Linked DNA regions of Homo sapiens: region 2 is linked to region 1. Evidence: read pairs that join two places in POLR2A ChIA-PET (ENCODE). Cell type or tissue: GM12878. All regions are shown on one strand. Links, peaks and the distances in the headings refer to the core of each region. The heading gives the core; the rest is flanking DNA. Region 1 has its middle 52 kb from the start of WSPAR. Region 2 overlaps FSTL4 (follistatin like 4).

Region 1 (2,916 bases), core at 165-2,664:
CATTCCTCTTTTTGCAGTGTTCTTGTTACCTGGTGTCTATATTTTAACTCCCTCACCCCTCACTAGTCAAGAAGCTGATTTGTAAGCCAAGCTCCTGCTTCTCAATTCTTTTTTTTTTTTTTTTTTTTTTGAGATGGGAGTCTCGCTCTGTTGCCCAGGCTGGTGTGCAGTGGCACGGTCTCGGCTCACTGCAAACTTCGCCTCCCAGGTTCAAGCAATTCTCCTGCCTCAGCCTCCTGAGTAGCTGGGATTACAGGCTCCCGCCACCACGCCCAGCTAATTTTTCTATTTTTAGTAGAGACAGGGTTTCACCATGTTGGTCAGGCTGGTCTCGGACCCCTGACATCGTGATTCACCTGCCTTGGCCTCCCAAAGTGCTGGGATTACAGGCATGAGCCACCGCGGCCGGCCTTTTTTTTTTTTTTTTTTTTTTTTTTTTTATTTGAGATGGAGTCTCGCCCTGTCCCCCAGGCTGGAGTGTAGTGGCACGATCTCAGCTCACTGCAAGCTCCGCCTCCCGGGTTTACGCCATTCTCCTGCCTCAGCCTCCCTAGTAGCTGGGACTACAGGCGCCCGCCAACACGCACGGCTAATTTTTTTTTGTATTTTTAGTAGAGATGGGGTTTCACCGTGTTAGCCAGGATGGTCTCTCGATCTGCTGACCTTGTGATCCACCTGCCTTGGCCTCCCAAAATGTTGGGATTACAGGCGTGAGCCACCGCGCCTGGCCCCTCCTGCTTCTCAGTTCTACAGCCATGAAATAAAGCCTGTATTGCTTGATGCTCACTTTTGGATCTGTGTATTGGCTTTGTGGCACCAAAGAGGGAAAGACCTCATTTTCTGGGGGGGACTGGTTTTGTAGGTAACATTCTCATTTTAGAAACTGAAGATCAAAGCAAGTATTCAGTTTCCTACAAGTGACAATTGGCAAAGCAGGAGACAATCCATCTGAGGGTGATTCATTAATTCCTTTGTTGGGACAAAGAACATTTACATCAGATCTTAAACTCTTCCACAGTCCTGGCTTGGCTGCAGGTGGGAGCCAAGGACTGGTCCTGAGTCAAAACCTACAGGACATCTGGGAGTAGAGGTTTCCCTGAGCCCCCCAAGTTTGGATCACTTGTTGCTTTGATCCTATGCTAGTTTTGTGCTGTGTGCCCACATGGTGCTGCCAAAGCCATGGTGGGGGTGGCAGTGATGCAAGCTGATTGGGCATAGGTGGCCCTGTGGGTGCTCAGCTGGCAAGGCAGGGGATTCCCAGGGAGGCGTCTACTCTGCTAAGTTGTGAAGCCCTGCTCTCCTCGCTCTCCTCAACTCTCAACACGGGCTGCTTGTGCTTCTGTGTTTCATGCACAGGTCACAGGTGTGTGTGTGCACCTCTTCCCCTTGCACATGCATGTGCACACACTTGCATACACGCGAGCCCACACCCACAGCCACCTTCTGAAACGAGCCTCATTCATCCTGTGACAGCAGCCAGGGACATCCTACTGTTAGGAAACGGATCAATTGCTAATTGATCAAATATTAAATGCTAGTTAAACACCGCACTGAATAATTCACCTTTTCTCATGTGAGCAACTTCGTAGCTACTGGAACAGGAAGTAGGAATTTTCATGCTGCTATCAGTGTTAGAGATGTGGGGAGGATATGTTGTTTGTTTTCCTGAAGTGTTGCGGAATGTGTGAGAACCAAAATCTTCACTTATTAAATTCAGTCCTGTGGGAATACAGTGTCAAGATTTCCTATCTCAGCCTGATGTTTTAAAGAATCAGGTGGCAGAGACATGGAGAACCTTGAGAGGAGAGGTGGCCTTCAGATCAATTTATTTTATTTTATTTTATTTCATTTCATTTTTGAGCTGAGATTTGCTTTGTCACCCAGGCTAGAGTGCAGTGGCATAATCATGGCTCACTGCAGCCTCAAACTCCTGAGCTCAAGTGATCCTCCTGCCTTAGCCTCCCAAGTAGCTGGGACTACAGGTGTGTATCACCATGCCCAGCTAATTATAAAACAAAAATTTGTATAGGCAAGGTCTTGCCTTTTTGTCTGGGCTGGTCTCAAACTCCTGGGCTCAAGCAATCCTCCTCCCTCAACCTCCCAAAGTGCTGGAATCACAGGTATGAGCCACTATGCCCAGCCTGGAAAGGAATTCTTTGGTGGGAGGAACAGGGAACAGCCTTGACTGGGGAAGAGAAGGCTCAGAGACCAAGGAGGAATCCTGTTATGGTAGGCTCAATCATGTACCCCAAAATGTCCACTTCCTCATCCCCAGAACTGTGCATAGGTTCCCTTACACAGCATCGGGGACTTTGTAGATGTGAACAAGTGAAGAGTCTTGAGACAGGAAACTTACCCTGGATTATCCAGGTGGGTCCAATGAAATGACAAGGGTCTTTTTAAGAGACAGGCAGCTGGGTGTGGTGGCCCATGCCTGTAATCCCAGCACTTTGGGAGGCCAAGGTGGGCGGATCACTTGAGGTCAGGATTTCGAGACCAGCCTGGCCACATGTGAAACCCTGTCTCTACTAGAAATACAAAAATTAGCTGGACGTCATGGCACATGCATGTAGTTCCAGCTACTTGGGAGGCTGAGGCAGGAGAATCACTTGAACACAGGAGGTGGAGGTTGCAGTGAGTCGCGTCACTGCACTCCAGCCTGAGTGACAGTGAGACTCTGTCTCACAAAAAAAAAAGAAGAAAAAAAAAAGAGGCAAGAGTGTCAGAGTCAGAGGAGATGTGACAATGGAAACAGAGTTCAGAATGGTGCCACCAAGACCCAAGGAATGTGGGCAGCCTGTGGAAGCTGGACAGGGCCAGGAACGCATTTTCTGTTAGAGACTCCAGAAGGAACACATCTCTGCCGACACCTTGATTTTAGCTCTGTATGATCCATTTTGGATTTCTGACCTCCCC
Region 2 (2,916 bases), core at 261-2,760, 330 kb after region 1:
GGGGTTCATTTCTGGTTGGATGCTTGGGGTTTGGAGATCACCTGCCCTGGCTGTGTTTTGTCCTCTGAATGGTTTTTCTCCAGGTACTCCCTTGACCAAAGGGGAGACTCCAGGGCCCTTGACCAAAGGGGAGACTCAGGATTGGTACTCTAGGACTCTGGCTGGCCAGCCCATCTGTGACCGGCCTTTCTGAGCCAGGATGGCCACAGGTGACATTGCCCCTACTGATGTTGTTAAAGGAGGCTCTGACCTTGGTTATCAGAGCAAATCCAGCGTATGTTTACCGTGCAATGTACATTTTTGTCCTGTTGTGTTCAGAGAATCAGAAGTCCTTATGGGGTAGATAAGGCCTGGTTCTGACGCCCAGAGTCCTGTTTATGAGTGGCTCATGAGAGGGGCCTCTGTTCTGTCTAGCAGGGTCTTCCTTGGGAGCTCTTAAGTAACCAGTGTCCTGGGTTAACCGGAATACCTCCCTCCCTGGCCTTGTTCTACAATAGAGGCTTTGCCGTGTGCCTACACAACCAAAAAGGAAGCTGTTTCTATTCCCAATCAGATCTGGAGATGATATTGAACATAATTCTCTATGTTAGGAATGTAGAAAATACACAGCATGGAGGGGATAATGTGGGGCATTTTGTGGTGACTGTAGATTCCTGGAAGTTATTTATAATAGTTGGCCTATGGGGCTGCCAACAAGTGCAGAGGCAGTTCTTCTTTCTACATGCTCTAAGGGAGAATCTATTTCCTTGCACTTTCTAGTTTCTGGAGGCTACCTGCCTTCTTGGCTTGTGGCCCCACATCACTCTGACGTCTACTTGTCTACTTCTGTCATCATGTCTCCTTCTCCGACTGTGACCCTCCTGCCTCTCTTTTAGAAGGACCTGTGATTGTATTGAGCCCTCCTGGATCTTGCAGGATAATTTTTCCATCCAAGATCCTTACCTCACTCACTTCTGTAAAGTCCGTTTTGCAGTGTAAGAGAACATATGTATAGGTACCAGGCCTAGGATGTGGATATCTGTGGGGCCGTTATTCCATCTATTGTGAGGCATGCCCTGTTCCATCCCTGACCTGGAGTGTACTTGGTTTTCCTTCCCACAGTAAAGGCATGCAGATTATTGAAGGGTTGTGTCCTACGGGGATGGATGCCAGGAATGAGCTCACTGGAATGCTTTCAGTATGGTTCCTTTGAGAATATGACTGTGAGCGAGGAGTCTGATGATTTCCGCCCTATCACCAAACCTGTGGTGCTGTAAACTAAAGCTTGACTGGCAATTGGAGAAGGATCATCTTTCCCTTTCTACTTTCTCATTTCACACTGATTTATTGCAAGTTGTAGCTCACAGTCTTAGCAAATGAAACAATTTGTTGCTCACTCCATCGCTGTTCATTCCCCAGAGCTGAGAGGCCTGCTTAGAAAAATGTTCTTTTAGGGAACAAATGCAGTGTGGAGGGGCTTGGCTGCTGCCAGTGTGGAGGGATCCACACTCCACACTCAGCTCTGGCCCTCAGTCTTTCCAGGGGATATTCCACGGCAGAAGTAGGACGCTTAAGGCCTCATGAGTCATGGGTAAGAATAATCCTGAAACTCATGATGTGGGTCCCTCTCTGACAAGGTGACCACAGAGATTAGGGCCAAAGTCAGGGCCCCAGACATCTCACTTCCTCCCCTTTCATGCCTCACTCATACCACTGGGGGACGGGGTCAGCACATTCTTCCAAAGAGGTGCCTTGTAACAATTGCTTTAAAGGAACATGTTGACAAGAAGGTTGCTAAGATTTCGATGGAAAGATGTTGAAAGAAACCGTGTGAAGAGAGCATCCCATCAATGATCAGCCAGTGAGACACAAGGAGGGGTCAGTCCGTGTGTCTGAGCCCATCCTTTTCTGCATTCGCTCTCCCGGCAAAGAAGAATATCGGCCCTATCCAGGGCCGAGCCTCATCTTCAGTCCCACCTTCTAGATGTGAGTCTGGCCCATGTCCAGTCTGGGCACAGCCTACTGTGGTCCAGGCTTGCGCAGCATTTGGCACTGGGGCAAGATCCCATATCAGAGTCTGTGGGTGTTAGAGGGAAAGACCACGGAGAGCCCACTCAGGGCCTGTGTGAGTCTGAGTCTCTGGCCCAGCTCAGCCTGCCAGGTCTCTGCACTGGGGTGTGGGGCCTGGGTATAGCCCTTAGTTAGGGGTTTCTTGGCCCTCCTCTGTCAATGTGCCTTGTTTATCTTGGGGCTCCATGGTGAAGGGTCCCTGTTGTCGGGGCAGGGTCCCTGGCCATAGGTCCACCTAAAAGTGGCACAGCCACACAGCAATTTCTAGCTGGAGGAGATGAGGTTCTCTTTCTAGCTAAACTCATATGTTCTCCAGGACACATGCAAGATATTATGCCTGTGTCTTATCTTCTTCCTCACCACAATCTCCTTGAAGGCAGAAACTAGATTTGCTTCATTTAAGCTTATTTACTTGTCTTTGTCTTCAAGGCACCTAGGCTAGTGTTGAGCACACAATGCATGTCACGTGACTGAGGATTACACGTGGGCCCTGAGAACTGCTCCATTGTGAATGTCCCTGAGCAGGCAGCGAAGGTGCTGAGGTGGGCACCTGGAGTCCAGCAAGGTGTTTTTAACCTGCTGTAACCTTGAATTCCAGCATGAGTGGGGAGGCATTTCTGCGGCTCCTAACGGTGCTATCCAGGGCCGCAGTGCTCTTGGCTCATGCTGCAGCTTCAGAAGATGCTGATTTGCTAGTTTTCCCTGAACTGTTTTTTCTTCTCTCTGAGATCAGTGATTCCCACCGTCGGTTTTACAGCACCCCAGGGTGTCTCCAGCTGTCTCAAGGGCTGGCACAGAAGTCTCAAAACCATTTGCTTCAAACAAAAAACAAATACACAGAATACAGCAGTTTTAGCTGAATTTGGA

The links. Peaks named below come from ENCODE experiments on the same cell type or tissue, not always from the same donor. Only the 100,000 strongest peaks of a DNase experiment are listed, where the experiment ranks them.
Region 2: POLR2A ChIA-PET joins it to region 1 with 5 read pairs; 2 of 35 experiments call an interaction of 5 or more read pairs at or near these places.

What each region holds. Positions count from the first base shown.
Region 1 is chr5:133,859,860-133,862,775 of GRCh38, reverse strand. No RefSeq gene overlaps it. Among named protein-coding and RNA genes, the nearest start is that of WSPAR, 52 kb to the left of the region's middle. In GM12878, for the core only: no CTCF peak of the experiment used is centred there; a DNase peak (open chromatin) is centred at 1,245; H3K27me3 peaks cover 262 bases.
Region 2 is chr5:133,530,058-133,532,973 of GRCh38, reverse strand. The region is part of intron 3 of FSTL4 (follistatin like 4); the gene reads left to right. Among named protein-coding and RNA genes, the nearest start is that of FSTL4, 81 kb to the left of the region's middle. In GM12878, for the core only: no CTCF peak of the experiment used is centred there; a DNase peak (open chromatin) is centred at 1,630.